2 separate regions of the Homo sapiens genome follow, and region 1 is linked to region 2. The links are chromatin loops, found by intact Hi-C in ENCODE. Cell type or tissue: tibial artery. All regions are shown on one strand. Links, peaks and the distances in the headings refer to the core of each region. The heading gives the core; the rest is flanking DNA.

Evidence for each region. Hi-C counts contacts between places; a loop is a spot of excess contacts. Peaks named below come from ENCODE experiments on the same cell type or tissue, not always from the same donor. Only the 100,000 strongest peaks of a DNase experiment are listed, where the experiment ranks them.
Region 1: it touches region 2 in a loop (2.8-fold over the local background); 24 of 110 quality-filtered maps call a loop at or near these places.

What each region holds. Positions count from the first base shown.
Region 1 is chr9:34,973,147-34,980,562 of GRCh38, reverse strand. It overlaps PHF24 (PHD finger protein 24), which reads right to left. Exons shown (of 8, transcript NM_015297.3): 4 at 4,333-4,411; 5 at 3,823-4,028; 6 at 3,320-3,480; 7 at 2,922-3,017; 8 at 1-2,548. The coding sequence ends at 2,452. Among named protein-coding and RNA genes, the nearest start is that of DNAJB5-DT, 13 kb to the left of the region's middle. In tibial artery, for the core only: no CTCF peak of the experiment used is centred there; a DNase peak (open chromatin) is centred at 4,132.
Region 2 is chr9:34,908,796-34,916,211 of GRCh38, reverse strand. It overlaps a transcript of PHF24 not described here. Among named protein-coding and RNA genes, the nearest start is that of SPATA31F3, 17 kb to the right of the region's middle. In tibial artery, for the core only: no CTCF peak of the experiment used is centred there; no DNase peak of the experiment used is centred there; H3K27me3 peaks cover 249 bases.

The DNA.
Region 1 (7,416 bases), core at 1,121-6,120, 64 kb before region 2:
GGACTTGGGGAGCAACGGCACTTCCCCTTTGGTAAAAAGCTAGATGACTGCCTGTGGAGAAGAGGCTGGCTGCTCCTTCGTGCTTTCCTGCTTCCTAGGACTCTTGTGGGATGGGAACTCTACTCTTTGCTGAGGGAAGTGTCCCCTGGGATCTCTGTAGCAGGCCCTCACCCAGGAAGTTTGCTGTTCTGGAATAGGGAGAAGCGTGATCCAAATGGGCCTGTTCCTGTTGTGGAAGAACTCTGGGGCTGCTTTGCCAGGCCCTGGAATACGGCAGGCCTGACCTGGCCCACCAACTCTCCTCACTCACCCGTGGAGAGCTAGAGGCAGCAGCTCCAAAGAGGTAGGCATCACCTTGATCTGTGAAGGATCAGGGAACAAGATGGACTTCCAGTCCCTGTGACTGATGAGGCAGGAGAAAAATGCTATTCAGCTCTCAAAGCCCAGAGCTTGTCTCTACTCAAAATGCCCCGTCTGTGAGATCGAGCAGCCCAAGGCCAGTGGCACAGGAGATGATTTGCCAGGAGAGTAGGTAAGAGCCCCTGTGCTTAATGTGCTTTCATCTCAGTGCAAAACCCCAGGCCTGGCTGCTTCAGATGCAGTTCTTAGGCCCAGGAGTCCTGCGCTTTCTTGTTTTGACTAGACTGAATAATGGCCCCTCCTATGGATCAATCCTGGGGGACGGCTGAAGAGCATTTCTAAAAGCTGTGGGCCATACACCTGAGCCCAGATTTGTCTCCTGTCTGCTTCATTTCAGTCCCAAATAATCCAACCCCAGCAGCTCACCACCCTGCTTCCAGCTAAGGTGGTTCCTACAGGAGGAGACTACACAGGGCTCTCAAGAAGCCCCTGGCCGCAGCTCCTTGCTTTCCTCGAAACATTCAGCACCGAGCGGTGTGTGTTCTTCTGTACGCACCCGATTTAGCACAAGGGCCTCGAGCAATGAAGACGTGTTTGCTTCTGCATGACTGCACTCCACTCCCTTTTGAATAACTCTTGGTAGTCAGATCTCGCTATGCCTAAGTCATTAAGTTGGAAACAGAAGCCTAGAACATGGACCCCACGGCCGGCCAAGATGAGCCATAACACACGGACTGAAGAATTTGAATTTGATGAGTACTTAGGAAGGAGGGCTGGGGCTTGGAGGCCAGGCTTGGTGCTCTTGTGGCAGCCTCTGATTGCCCCAAAAGGCCTTCCATGCCAGGCCCAAGCCCTAGCCTGCTGGGGAAGGACATGTGATGAGCAGTGAGGAGAAGCAGCCACTCAAGCCGAGTCTCAGTGATAGGGAGAAGCGGAAAACTTCTTCTGTAAGGCTTTCCCAGGACCTTCTCTGCAGAGCCTCTTCTTAAGCCCCAGCCTCTTATCCTGTTTGTCAGGATGGCTGAAAGAGTCCCTGCTCAGGGCTCTGCAGATCTTTCTTGGGCTGTGGAAGGTGTCTACAGTTGAGTTGAGCTGGAATGATGAGGAAGCAGAGCCCCGTTCTCTCCTCTTCCTCCAGAGTGTGCTCTCGTCAGTCTCTGTGGTCGGTGACTTGGGTGAAGCATCTAACACAGAGGGCTGTGGCTCCTGCCAGTGTGTTTGCTCCATTCAGGCCCCCTTGGCCCTAGGCCATGAGCTACCATCTGAAAAATGGGGCCAAGAAGGCTCACCTTGATTTTTGACTACCCTGCTAAAGACTTTTGGACTCAGGTGACCTGACTGAGAGGTTCCTAGAATCCCGAGTCCCTGGGAAGGGCTGCCTCCCCCTCTTCCAGTCAGGATTCTCCAGGCTAGTTGCCTTTTCTGTCACCAGGAATTGGAATTTAAATAAATAAAGGGCTGAATTTCAGTGGTGATGTTTAACTCTTTTCCCAACTCAGTACAGCCGAGGTACATAATGCACACCTACTAGTAACAGCAGCTGACTGCAGAAGGGATTTTTGGTGGAGAAAGCGGGGCCCATTAGGATCTCCAGGAGCTCTAGGCAGGCATGCGAGTCTGACATGCCCCCTTCCTAAGAATCACTTGGCCAGAGACTTATCTATTGGAAATTAGAACTGGCCTGCCTATAGAAGGGGTGAGTAGAGACCCCCTCCTCTATACCAGGGGCTTCACAAAGGGACTTTGGTCCTTTCTCAACCAAAAAGAACCAGGCTTCTGAAGGCATGGACAGCTGGGCAGCATGTGCACATGTATATAAGTGTGGTGGCAGGTCCCGTCTATGATGTGGGGCAGGGGCGGTCCAGGAGAGGATGCTGCCACAGCTCCCAGGGCTTCTCCTTGTGGCAATGCATTCACTGCCTCTATTGTGAGGGGAATGGTGATTTCAGTGCCTTAAAGCTTAGTGACAAGTTAAGACGCTGGCAGTGTCCCAACCCCATGAGTCTCTGTGCCAGAGGTTGGTGGGGGAAGGGAGAAAGGAAAGGAGGGAGAGGATGTCACTGTCCTCAAACCGAGCTTCTCTGCTCCATGCTATCCTGGGGGCTTCAGGTGAATGGCTGCGCTGTTGGGGCGAGCAGCCAGGATGTAGAGGACATTCTCTTGCAGGAAGGTAGGCCAGTCCACAAATCTGGAGTGGAAGCAAAGAACAGAGTCGTGAGGCTGGTTTGAAGACACGTGAGCCCTGATCCCAGGGGCAGCATGGCTTGAGGAGGCTGGTTTGAAGACGCGTGAGCCCTGATCCCAGGGGCAGCATGGCTTGAGCTACACAAAACTCAGGGAAGCTTGGCTCATGCCTGACCTGGCTATGGCTGGCTGTGCTACCAGGCCAACAGACCAGCTGGCTGGTCCTATAGACTTGGGTCAAATGTGCACTCTTGGAGCCTGGTTTCTTGGGTGGGCGCTTGCTGTTTTGGAGTGGGAGTGGGTAATGCCCTCTCTTACTTGTGTGTTTTGTGGGGGTTCAGAGGGTACAAATGGCCAGGTGAGGAGGTCCTACTCACCTGGACTCCTGCTCTGTGGGCAGCAGGGTCTTGTCCTGACTCTTGCTGCTGCTGCTGGCTGGGCTGCTATCTGCGATGGGACCCACATGGCTGATGCTGCTGGGCATGAGGACACGTGGTTAGGAGTGGGATAGTGAAATGCCTGCCCCCTCCCAAACTCTGGTAAGCCCAAGGCTCTGGACATGCTCATCCAGGCTCTTCTGACATGTGGCAACACCGAGTTGAAGGCAGAGGCTGTCCTATGCCCTGGCCCGTAGGCATCACCATCCTCTACCTAATGCACAGGAGGCTCCTCTCTCGGCTGTTGGCAGGGGGAGCAGGGAGGTATGGAAGGGCCACTGGCATGGAAAAGGGAGGAGGAGAGGCTGAGTGGGGACCAGGACTGGTAAGGAGCAGACCTGACACTGCAGGAAGGAGCCTCTGGGAACCGTTTGCAAAACCAAGAGTGCTGGGCCCGGCGGCACTCTGCCTCACTGACGGTGCTCCCACTGCCCCGAGCCAGGAAGGCGGCTCGGGCTCGCTCCCGCTCCTTCACTGTCAGAAGCCTCAACAGAGAGTTCTGGGGAAGAAGAGACAAGATCTTAGAGGTGAAGATATCTTGTAAACTGCCAAGCCATAGAGAATCCTATCTCCATTACCACCTTTGCAACCTCCCTTAGAAGCTGCCCAGAGCCCTTCTGGAGGCATCAGCACTTCCAGTGCGGCCCAGGGCAGATCAGTCTTCCTCACGCAGTTTCCTCAGCCTGGGCACCAGATCATCTGTCACTGGATGGAACCTGAGCCCATTCCTGATACTTGTCCCTGCTTGAGCAGGACCCAGTGCTCCCCCAATCTGCCCAGCGTGCCTCCCAGGCCCTTGTCACCCAGTATCCCAGGAACATTTGCCCCAACTGGCCCTCACCTGGGGACGCAACTGCTGCAGAAGCAGGAGGGACTCATGGGACAAGAAGTCAGGCCACTCTATGTGGCCTCGATGTTCAGGGTCCAGGGCAGCAAACTGGCGGGCCGCCTGCTCTTCTTGCTCCTCACTCAGGGCCCTGTCACGGTCCCCCCGCTTGGCTGCTTGGTGGCGGTAACGCAGAAAGTCCTCCAGTGTCAGGGAGCAATCTGTGGGAGGCACCCCGTGCTAGCCATGCCCATCCTTCCTCAGCCTCAGGGCACCTCCATCACCTCCAGGGCACCCTCGGGGCCCCCAAACCCACAGCTCTTGCTAAGTCTCTGCCTCCCATGGCCAGGGTCACCCAGGCTGTGACAGGGATAGGTGACTCTGCTGGCCAACAACTCAGGAACAAGGACTCATTTACCCTCTACCCACTAAATATGGAACACTCCTTTCATGGTTCATTCTAGAAAGCCTGAAGGAGAAATCTGCCCGGCCCCTCTCCATCCATGCAGCACCACCCAACCTTACCAGGGATGACTTTACACCGCTGAAAGGTCTCCGTGAGGCTATACATTTCCTCCTCAGTAAGCAGCAAGTTGATGTTGTCCTGAAAATAAGGAAGAGCTGAGTCGGTGGCCATACAGGCCAGTAAGAAAGGCCAGGGTCAAGGGGGCTAGAAATAGAATTTCAACTGGAAAGCAGTTCCAAGATCATCTAATCCCAGCCTCCTATTCACAATCAATGAGATTGAGGCCCCAGAGAGGAGAAAGGACTTGGCCAGAGTTGTCTTTACTCTGGGGCAGAATCTTCCCCAAGAACCCAGATATCCTGACTCCAGCACTGAGTCCCTTTACTAAAACAGTGGTTTTCTCCTCTGAGCTAACCTAGGGATTTCTTGGAAGTGCCTTAGGAAGCTGCTGCAGGGAATAAGGGGGCTAGTGAGTAGGCAGGTTGTGAATCCCTATCTCCATCAAGCAGAGCGGCTCCATCTCCATCCCTTTTATCTACTTGGCTTCTGTGTTAGGCTGTGCTAAAAATGTATTTTAGTTAAAAAAAAAAAAAGTTTAATCCTAGCTCTGCTCCAAGTGGGTTGTATCACTTTAAATAACCCCAGAATGGTTTTAAAAGATGCCATTATTACAAGGCTCCTAAAGCCAAATGAGTTTTTTTGTAGTGCCACAGAAGTTTTAATTCCAAAGGAGCACCAATATCTTATTGTGTTGACGTTACCATACAGTCTTTAAACTATCAAAGATCCTTTCTAGTACAAGGTCATTTTCTTCCTCTGAGATACCCGCAAAGTACAAGAGCAGATATTTCATGAGTATTCATACGTGGATTTCATAAAGAACTCAAACCATTCTTTTTCTTCCATAACACTTTTTAAAAACTAATATATAATAGTTGTATTTTTCTTTCAAACCATACTTTCAATAAACACCTACTGAGCACCTAGTAAACACTGGGCGCCACAGTGGTGTGTAACACTGTGAGATGTTCAGTGTGGCTGAGGTTTGGAGTACATGTGAGTGTGTGTGTGAGGGAAGGAGGGGGCCTACTATGAAGTACCTCCAATACCCTTTATCGAGCCCCTCAAATTAGGCCTTTATTCTGAGGGCAAAAGGGAGCCACCAAAGGGTTTTCAAGTGGGGAGTGCCGTGGTCAGATCTCTGGCTGCTGTGTGGAAGATGGATTAGAGCGGCAGAGTCTGGAGGTGTGGAGAGCAGTTGGGGGCTGCCGCAACAGTCCAGGCAAGAAATGATGAGCAGCTAAACTGAGACATGAGAATGAAGAAGGGAAGAGAGATATTAGAGGCAGCATCATCAGGACCTGATGACTCACTGGATGTGAGGCATGAGGGAGAGATTGAACTGGAATTGGTAACTGGGGCATGGTATTACTATTCACAGAGATAAGGAGTGGAGGAAGAGCAGGTTTGGGGGCAAAGATGAGTTCATTTTGGGGCATGATGAGTGTGAAGTACTTGTGAGATATCAAGGTGGATAAGTGCAAGAGACAGGAAATTTAGGTCTGGACACACAGAAATAGGAGTCATTAGTGTTTAGATGGTGGCTGTAGATGAAGTCACCAAAGAGGGCGCAGTGAGAAAAGAAGAGTATTAAACAACAGAACCCTGAGAAACAGGACTGAGACAAGAAACTAACAAAGGGCATTGAGAAAGAATGGTCAGAGACTAAGGCTGGAAGAGCATCAGTAGAGAAGAAGGTACTGGATACCAAGCAAAGACAGCTGCAGAATGTGGGAGGTAATGTTAACGGTGGTTACACCACTGAGGTGGGATTTTATTGACTTTCTATTTTCTCTCATTTCCATATCTTATGCAATAATTCTCATAAAAATACTTAAATCCTAAAGAAAAGAGAGAGGAATAAAGAAGTAATAAATACTTCAGAGAGATCAAGTAAGAAGATGCCTCAGAAAAGGTCAGTGGACTTGACAATTAGGAGGTGACTGGTGACCTTAGGAAGCAACAGTTCTGCAGAATGATGGATGCAGATGTCAGATTATATGATAGGTGGTTGAAAAACCATAGGAGATGGTGAAATTCTTTTAAGAAGTTTGGCTGTGGGGCCAGGTGCAATGGCTTGTGCCTGTAGTCCCAGCTACTGAGGAAGCTGAGGCAGGAGGATTGCTTAGGTCTAGGAGTTCAAGGCTGCAGTGCTACGATCGCACCACTGCACTTCAGCCAGGTGACACAGTGAGACCCTGTCTCATAAAAAGAAAAAAAAGAAGAAGAAGATTTGTTGGCTGTGAAGGGAAGGAAAGAAAGGAGAGGTACTTGGAAGGAGGCTCTGTAAAAAGCCCAGTGGAGCATGGTGGCAATGATGGTAGGACTGTGTCAGGAAGCTGGGGAGGGAGCAGTGTGTTCCTGGGGGTTAGGGAGGTGACCCCTTCACCCCAGTCCTATAGCAGCAGCACACCGCAAAGCAGAGTGGCCGAGATGAAAGGATGGCATTTGGAAGGGGTGACAGGCACTAGAGAAGGTCGCCGGTACAGCAGGGTCTGCTGCAGTGTACTCCATGGGGACAGGTGTTTCAGTGGCTGAAAATAGCTGTTCCATAACAAGCCATAGAGGAAGAGTTATTTGTTAGAAAGTGGCACATCTCTGCTTTCGTCTAAGCAGCAGGAAGAAGGGGGGATCAGCAGGTGCTCCTCACTCTGAAATCAATAAACAATGACGATATCTGCAGGACAACAGATCAATAAGGCAAGACTTGAACTCTATTCAGGTGTAGTGAGAAATGGATATAAATCTGGCTTTCAATGGAAACCTTAGACTCTGTCCTTCATTAAAAGTTAGAAGGCATTTATATATAATTTGCGAAGTTCTGAATCAATAGAGCTTTGTCATTTAATTCACATAATAACCACTTCAAAGAGGAAGAGCAAATGCTTATGAGTCAGGTGGCAGGCTGAGTGAGGATCTCAGGCCTAGGAAGTTTTCCTGTGATAGAATCTACCCCTACTGGAAGCAAGCTGGTTAGGATCTCAGGTTAGTTTTCATATGGATACAATGAATGACAACTATAGACTATTAGAGAAAGAACTGCTCCAAGCAGAATTACTTTTGAGTAATTAGGCCCCAGTCAA
Region 2 (7,416 bases), core at 994-5,993:
CATTGTCATAACACTATTTATAGTGATAGAGGATTGTATTAGTTCGTTCTCGTGCTGCTATGAAGAAATATCCCAAACTGGGTACTTTATAAAGAGGTTTAATTGACTGACACTCTACATGGCTGGGGAGGCCTTGGGAAACTTACAATCATGGCAGAAGGCACCTCTTCACAGGGAAGCAGGAGAGACAATGAGTGCCGAACGAAGGCAGAAGCCCCTTATAAAACCACCTGATTTTGTGAGAACTCAGTCACTACCACGAGAACAGCACCAGGGTTGGTGGTGGGGTGGTGTGGGGGGGGACCGCTTCCATGATTCTGTTATCTCCACCTGGTCCCACCCTTGACATGTAGGGATTATTACAATTCAAGGTGAGATTTGGGTCGGGACACAGAGCCAAACCATAACAAGGATACCACCCCTAAGAGGACGAATCCAATCATCAAATCTTAAGCTCCTTTCTGCACAAATCACCACAATTCTGTTTGTCAAAGAATCTTTCCACCTCCATGGTTCCTAGTCATTATATCCCAGACGATCCTTACCTTCTGATCCACAAAAGAAATGTCCACATGTTCCATGTCTGGACTTACCTGTTCTCTGATTGCAATGGAAACAGGTGATACCTGCCTCTGATCTTCTTTACTTTGTGAACCCTTAAAATTTCCCTCTTGGCATTTCTAGCTTTGATACTTCTGTGCAGGTTTTGGTTCTGCCTACTGTTTTGGTGTTAATGTTTCTTGTTCAAAATATGAAATGAGGACTACCTACTTCAATTTTCATTCAAGGATGAAAAAAAAAAAAGGCCAACCTGCCAACATGGACTAGTGACAATATGCATTGTAAAGAAAATAGAACTATCATCCCTGAAGACTTGGAAAGACATGCTGCTGAAAATGCTTTGACTAGGAAAAGCAGACGCACATGTTAGGAACTATGATATCTGCTTAATGGGTTTTCAATAAAATAAATGTGTCTGGTGAAACCCCGTCTCTACAAAAAATACAAAAATTTAGCAGGGCATGGTGGTATGCACCTGTAGTCCCAGCTACTTGGAGGGCTGAGGCAGGAGGATAGCTTGAGCCCAGGAGGTCGAGGCTGCAGTGAGCTGTGATCGTGCCACTGCACTCCAGCCTGGGTGACAAAGTAAAACCCTGTCTCAAAAAAAAAAAAAAAAAAAAAAAAGAAAAGAAAAAAGAAATGTGTCAACCTGGGCAATATGGTGAGACCTGTCTCTACCAAAAAAAAAAAAAAAAAAATTAGCCAGGCATGGTGGCACACACCTGTAGTCCCAGGTACTCAGGGGGCTGAGGCAGGAGGATCCCTTGAACTTAGGAAGTCGAGGCTGCAGTGAGACATGATTGCACCACTGCACTTCAGCCTAGGTGACAGAGCAAGACCTTGTCTATCAAAAAAAGAAAAATAAAACAAAGGAAAAAGAGGGAAAAAGAAAAGCAAGTGATCACAGGAAGGCATTTAGATGATTGGAAAAGACTAGTAACCCAAATGTGATGTAAATAGAGATGAAAGGAATGTTAGCTGAGAAAGAATAGATTTCAATGAAACAAAAGTTGTGTAAGAAGCAGAACCGACATGAGATTCATGGAAAAATGAGATTTCTGTTGTATAAGGATACAATTGAGAAGTACTTCCAGACTGTAAAAACAAAAACAAAACTAAAACTCCAAAGTAGACATTATAAGAGAAGACGATAGATATAGAGACCAAAGGACGAAAATCAAATGTAGGAATAAAAGACTTTTATTGTAGGAATGGGGAGGAAAACCAACAAAAAAAGAAGTAATAATGCAAGGTACAAGAGAATAAAATGTTCCTGAGTGGAAAAAAAGAGCTTAGATTATATATTGAAGGAACTTACTGTTTTCCAGCAAACTTAACTTTTAATAAATGCTATATCTACCTATATCCTGTTGAGACTTACATTTCCAGGTAAATTTAAACACATTAATTTACCCTGCTATAATGACATAAAATATTTTTTTAAGAAGGAAAAAACCCATGATATTAAAGAAAATGGGAAAGCAGATGGAGGAAGAGGGAGATGACAGTAAATAAAAATTGTCAACAAAATTTTGCAAGCTGAAAAACAGATAGACTAGTAGTAATTGATTTAGGAGACCTGAGAAAGGACAAGGCTAAATATCTGTGAAGTGACTATACAAGAATAAAGCCAAATAACTCTAAAGGCTCAGGATTTGGTGGCAGCTACCTCTGAAAGTGGGGTTGAAAGTATAAGAATAGACACCTAAATCTCCTCTTCTGCTCCTCACAAACTTTTAACACTCCTTCTCCCACAAAAGGACAAAGCCTAAAGGTTTATGCTCCAGAAAAATTAATGCAGAGAGACCCTGGACTCACCTGGACCAGGCACAGCTAAGAGTGAGTGTACCGTAGTGAAAGCTGAATGCTCCTTGCTCTCTTTACCTACTGTGCCCTGAGAGTACGAGAGCCAGACCTATACCATCTATAGAGGCAGGAGATTGGAGGAGTCTTTTCTACCGCAAAATCCACAAAACCTAAATTATTTACTCTCTAGCTGTGTCAGGGTTTGCTGAACCCTGCTTTAGGCCATAGAAATTAAAGGGTTTTTGAAAACTAAACTTTGCTAGGTTTAATTTTAGAATTCCTTAATCAGTTCTCTTTACATTTTCTGAAGTTTATGGATAATAAAATGATAGCATTTCTAAGCAAAAGATAAAGATTTTGCAGAGTTCTTTAATAATGAATTCTGTGAAACGTATTCTATCAATAGAGTTAAGTTGAATTTTCCAGGATGGGAAAATGAAATCAAGCAATTTCCTCCTATGTTAGGGCATGGTTTTCTTGAATTCATTCCTGTTTGGGGGGTCACTGAGATTTCATATCTGTAAATTTATAACTTTACTAAATTTGGGTAATTCTCAGCTATTATATCATCGCATATATTTTCTACACCAATCTTTTTCTCCTCTCCTGGAATTCCACTGACGTGAATTTTATCTTTTTGATATTGTCCCCAAAGTCCTCATGATTGTACTCATCTTTTTTTTTCCAATTTTTTTTTCTCTGTTTTTCAGATTGAAAATTTCTATTGGTCCAAATTCAAGTTCGTGGATTGGTCAGTCATTTCCATTCTGCTCTCAACTGTGTCCAGTAAATATTTTATTTCAGATACTGTATTTCTCAGTTTTAAATTTCCAATAGGTTCCTTTTTATAATTTATATTTCTTTGCTTAGAGCTTCTATATTTCTATTTATTTCAATAGTGTTTACTTTTACCTTCTGGAAGATGCACATAATAGCCACTTTAAGGTATTTGTCTAATAATGTCAACATCTTGGGGTTGACATCTATTGATTATTTTTCCCTTAAGAATTGGTTACATTTTCTTAATTCTTAATAGGTTGAATCTTAGACATTTTGTGTACTAAATTGTGAGACTCCGGGCCTATTTAAGTCCTCTGCAGAATGTTGGTTGTTGTTATTTTAGCAGGAAGTTAACCCTGTTAGGTTTGGATGGAAAGTTCTGTCACTTTCTGTGGGCAGTAGTTCCAAAGACTTCAGTTTTCAAAGTATTTGCTATGCTGTTTGGGTCTGCTCTTTGCATGCACTACTTAGAGGTTAGTCTGGGACATAGGTGATGGGCTATATGGCAGTTCGGCTCTCAAAGCTTTTGCTATGTGTTTTTTTTCATGTGTTCTGAACATACACAGCTTAGTGGTGAGTATGGACTTGTGACAATGCACATGGAAGTTGGGGATCCCTTATCCCCCTCTCTCCTCTGCCGGATTTTCAATACATTCTTTGTTTCTCAGGAGCCCCTTTTTACCAGTCCTTTCGTAGAGAGTTGGAGTTTCTCCTAGAGTTGTGGCCACCATAATCATACAGTTCTGTGTGATTGGGTCTACACTCAGGACAAGGTAGTTAGAGAAAAGAGAGAGAGAAAAGTAACAGGAACTCTTCCATCCACCCACACACACTCTTCCTACTTCAGAGGCATTTTTTCCCCCAGTTCCTCCTTCCAGAGGAACAGGTTTTCTCTCAGGGTTCTGGGTTTCTGTACCACTGCCTACATGACAGCTCAGCCGTATGACCAGGGCTGGTCTTGGGCATGGTTTGGAAAGGATGAAAAGAGAAAAATAAAACCAAGGATTCTCTCTACACTCTCTAGCTTGCTTGGTCCATCTTTTCCAGACCTATGGCCATGAAAAATGGGATTTTCTCAGTTTTTGCTATCTGTTCCTGCTATATAGTTCCCCGACTCAGGTTGCCTTTGGATCGAAATTGGTAGGTAAAGGAAGAAAACAACCCAGGAAACTCACTGCCTCCATTTGGATTGTTCTTCAGGCTTTGACTTTCCTTCACAGCCAACTGCTACTTCTACTTCTCAGAGTTCTTAGATAGTTGTTTCTTGTATTTTTCCAGAATTTTTGTTACAATCAGTGGGGGAGATAGGCTGCAACTTGGCTAGACATGGGCTGGACAGTTTTTTTTTTTTAAATCTTAAATTTGATAAACAAAAGAGTTCACATAGCAGGCTTGAATTAACTGAAATTTGGAAAATTTCTAGACAAAACTAACTATTCCTATTGTCCTTCCTTTTATGGGTTGAAGGAGCAAATCTCCATGGTACCTAATGGCCATTTTAGAAAACCCCATAGGCCGGGCGCGGTGGCTCACGCCTGTAATCCCGGCACTTTGGGAGGCTGAGGCGGGTGGATCACGACATCAGGAGTTCAAGACCGGCCGGCCAAGATGGTGAAACCCTGCCTCTACTAAAAATACAAAAAATTATCCAGGCGTGGTGGCGGGCACCTGTAATCCCAGCTACTTGGGAGGCTGAGGCAGAGAATTGCTTGAACCCAGGAGGTGGAGGTTGCAGTGAGCCAAGATCATGCCACTGCACTCTAGCCTGGGTGACAGAGAGAGACTCTGTCTCAAAAGAAAAAGAAAAAGAAAAAGAAAAGAAAAGAAAACCCTATAAATATAGTTTATTCATAAAAGACAACTTTATAGTTTTTTTTTAAAAAAAGTCTGACTGACTTTTAGATAGGCAAAACCAAGAATAGTTAGTAATTAGACAAAATAGGCTGGGCATGGTGGCTCATGCCTGTAATCCCAGCACTTTCGGAGGCCAAGGTGGGAAGATCAGTTGAATTCAGGAGTTCAAGACTAGTCTGAGCAACATAATGAGATCTCGTCTTTACTAAAAATCAAAAAAATTAGTCAGGTGTGATGATGTGTGTCTATAGTCCCAGCTATTTGGGAAGCTGAGGCAGAAGGATTGCTTGAGCCTGGGAGATGGAAGCTGTAGTAAGCTATGTTCCTGCCACTGCACTCCAGCCTGGGTGGCAGAATGAGACTCTATCTCAATTGAAAAAAAAAAAGAAGACAAGATACAAGTCATATATATCTAAAGATAAATATGCCATTATTTTCTATAGGGTAAACTAAAAGTTAGAGACTCTGAATCATGACAAAACCCCTTAGTCTTTAAATCTATTTCTTTTTATCTCATAACTTAGTAACATAGACTACTATGTAAATACACTTTTAAGTGTTCACAAAAAGAAACCCTAACAGTTTAATAAAGATTTTAGACTTTAAAAACATTTACTTACATATTTTAATTGACAAATACAAATTATATATGTTTATCATGTATGTTGTTTTGAAATATACATTATGAAATGGCTAATTTGAGCTAATTAACATTTGTACTACCTCACATACTTATTTTGTATGTATGTAGCGAGAACACTTAAAATCTACTCTCTTAGAAATTTTCAAGATCTTTTAGACATTTTTGGCTGCTTATCTGGACTAGTTATTCCTAGAGTATGCACGTAATAACAGAGTGACTTTTATTTCTAAGTTAATTTTTAATGTTTTCCAAGAGAGGGGAAAAAAGGAGGGAAAGGAACAGAACAAAAGAGAGGAGATCCTCATTAGCATAGTGGTGAGCCAAAAAAAAAGAGGCAAAACTGGCTTCAGACAAATATGAATACTGTAGAAGACTAATTATATTCCTTCTTCAAGGAGAGGAGAGAAAGCTTAGATGCAGGAAAACCCATTTTCACATATAGACATACAACAGAGAGTTATTATGGCTGGTTGAAACAGTAGCTCTGACCTTCCACAATTTTATAAGTGATACAATTTAAAAGCCAGCATTTATTAACTCCTGAAGTACAGAAATGAAGGAGGGGTGTCTTCTACATGAAACAAAACAATCACTCCATCTTAATCAGGCAAGATGAAAAACCTCCTTAAAAGGATTTCTTCGGCTGGGCGCGGTGGCTCACGCCTGTAATCCCAGCACTTTGGGAGGCTAAGGCGGGCAGATCACGAGGTCAGAAGATGAGATCCAGACCATCCTAGCTAACACAGTGAAACCCCGTCTCTACCAAAAAACAGAAAAAATTAGCCAGGCATGGTGGCGGATGCCTGTAGTCCCAGCTACTCGGGAGGCTGAGGCAGGAGAATGGCGTGAGCCCGGGAGGCGGAGCTTGCAGTGAGCCGAGATCGCGCCACTGCACTCCAGCCTGGGCGACAGAGCGAGACTCCGTCTCAAAAAAAAAAAAAAAGGATTTCTTCTCTTTATGTTCTAAGGTACCTCTCAAAAGAACAAAGTAGTCTCTGTAAATAGTTCACTTAAGTGTTTGCTGCAATTGCAAACGGTCCCTGGTAAAATTGTGACAGACAGAGAAGCATACAAGATAATGTGATAGTGAGAAACCATACAGGAATTGAGCATTTGGCCTAGATGAGGCTCAGTTTGGGATGAGGCAGAACACGTGAAATGTCAATGGTCCATAGGATGGTGCTTGTCCAGAGCTTGGCCAAAGGCCAGGCTGCCACTGATGACAGGCTAGCTAAACCTCCCAAGTTGGGCAGACAAAACTAAACAAATTAGTCCCCAAAGACACAAAGATAAGATAAGGGAAGAGCCAGGTATAGCGGTGTGCTCTTGCAATCCCAGCTGTTTAGGAAGCTTGAGCCTGAGAGTTCGAGGCCAGCCTAGTCAACATAGTGAGACCCCATCTCTTAAAAAAGAGAAAAAGGGGGCCGGGCATGGTGGCTCACCTGTAATCCCAGCGCTTTGGGAGGCTGAGGCAGGTGGACCACAAGGTCAGGAGTTTGAGACCAGCCTGACCAACATGGTGAAACCCCATCTCTACTAAAAATACAAAAAATTAGCCGGGCATGGTGGCAGGCACCCTGTAATCCCAGCTACTTGGGAGGCTGAGGCAGGAGAATTGCTTGAACCTGGGAGGTGGAGGTTGGAGTGAGCCAAGATCGCACCACTGCACTCCAGCCCAGGCGACGACGTGAGACTCTGTCTCAAAAAAAGAAAAAAAAAAAAAAAGAAAAGAAAAGAAAAGAAAAAAAGGATGAGGTAAGATAAAATAAGAT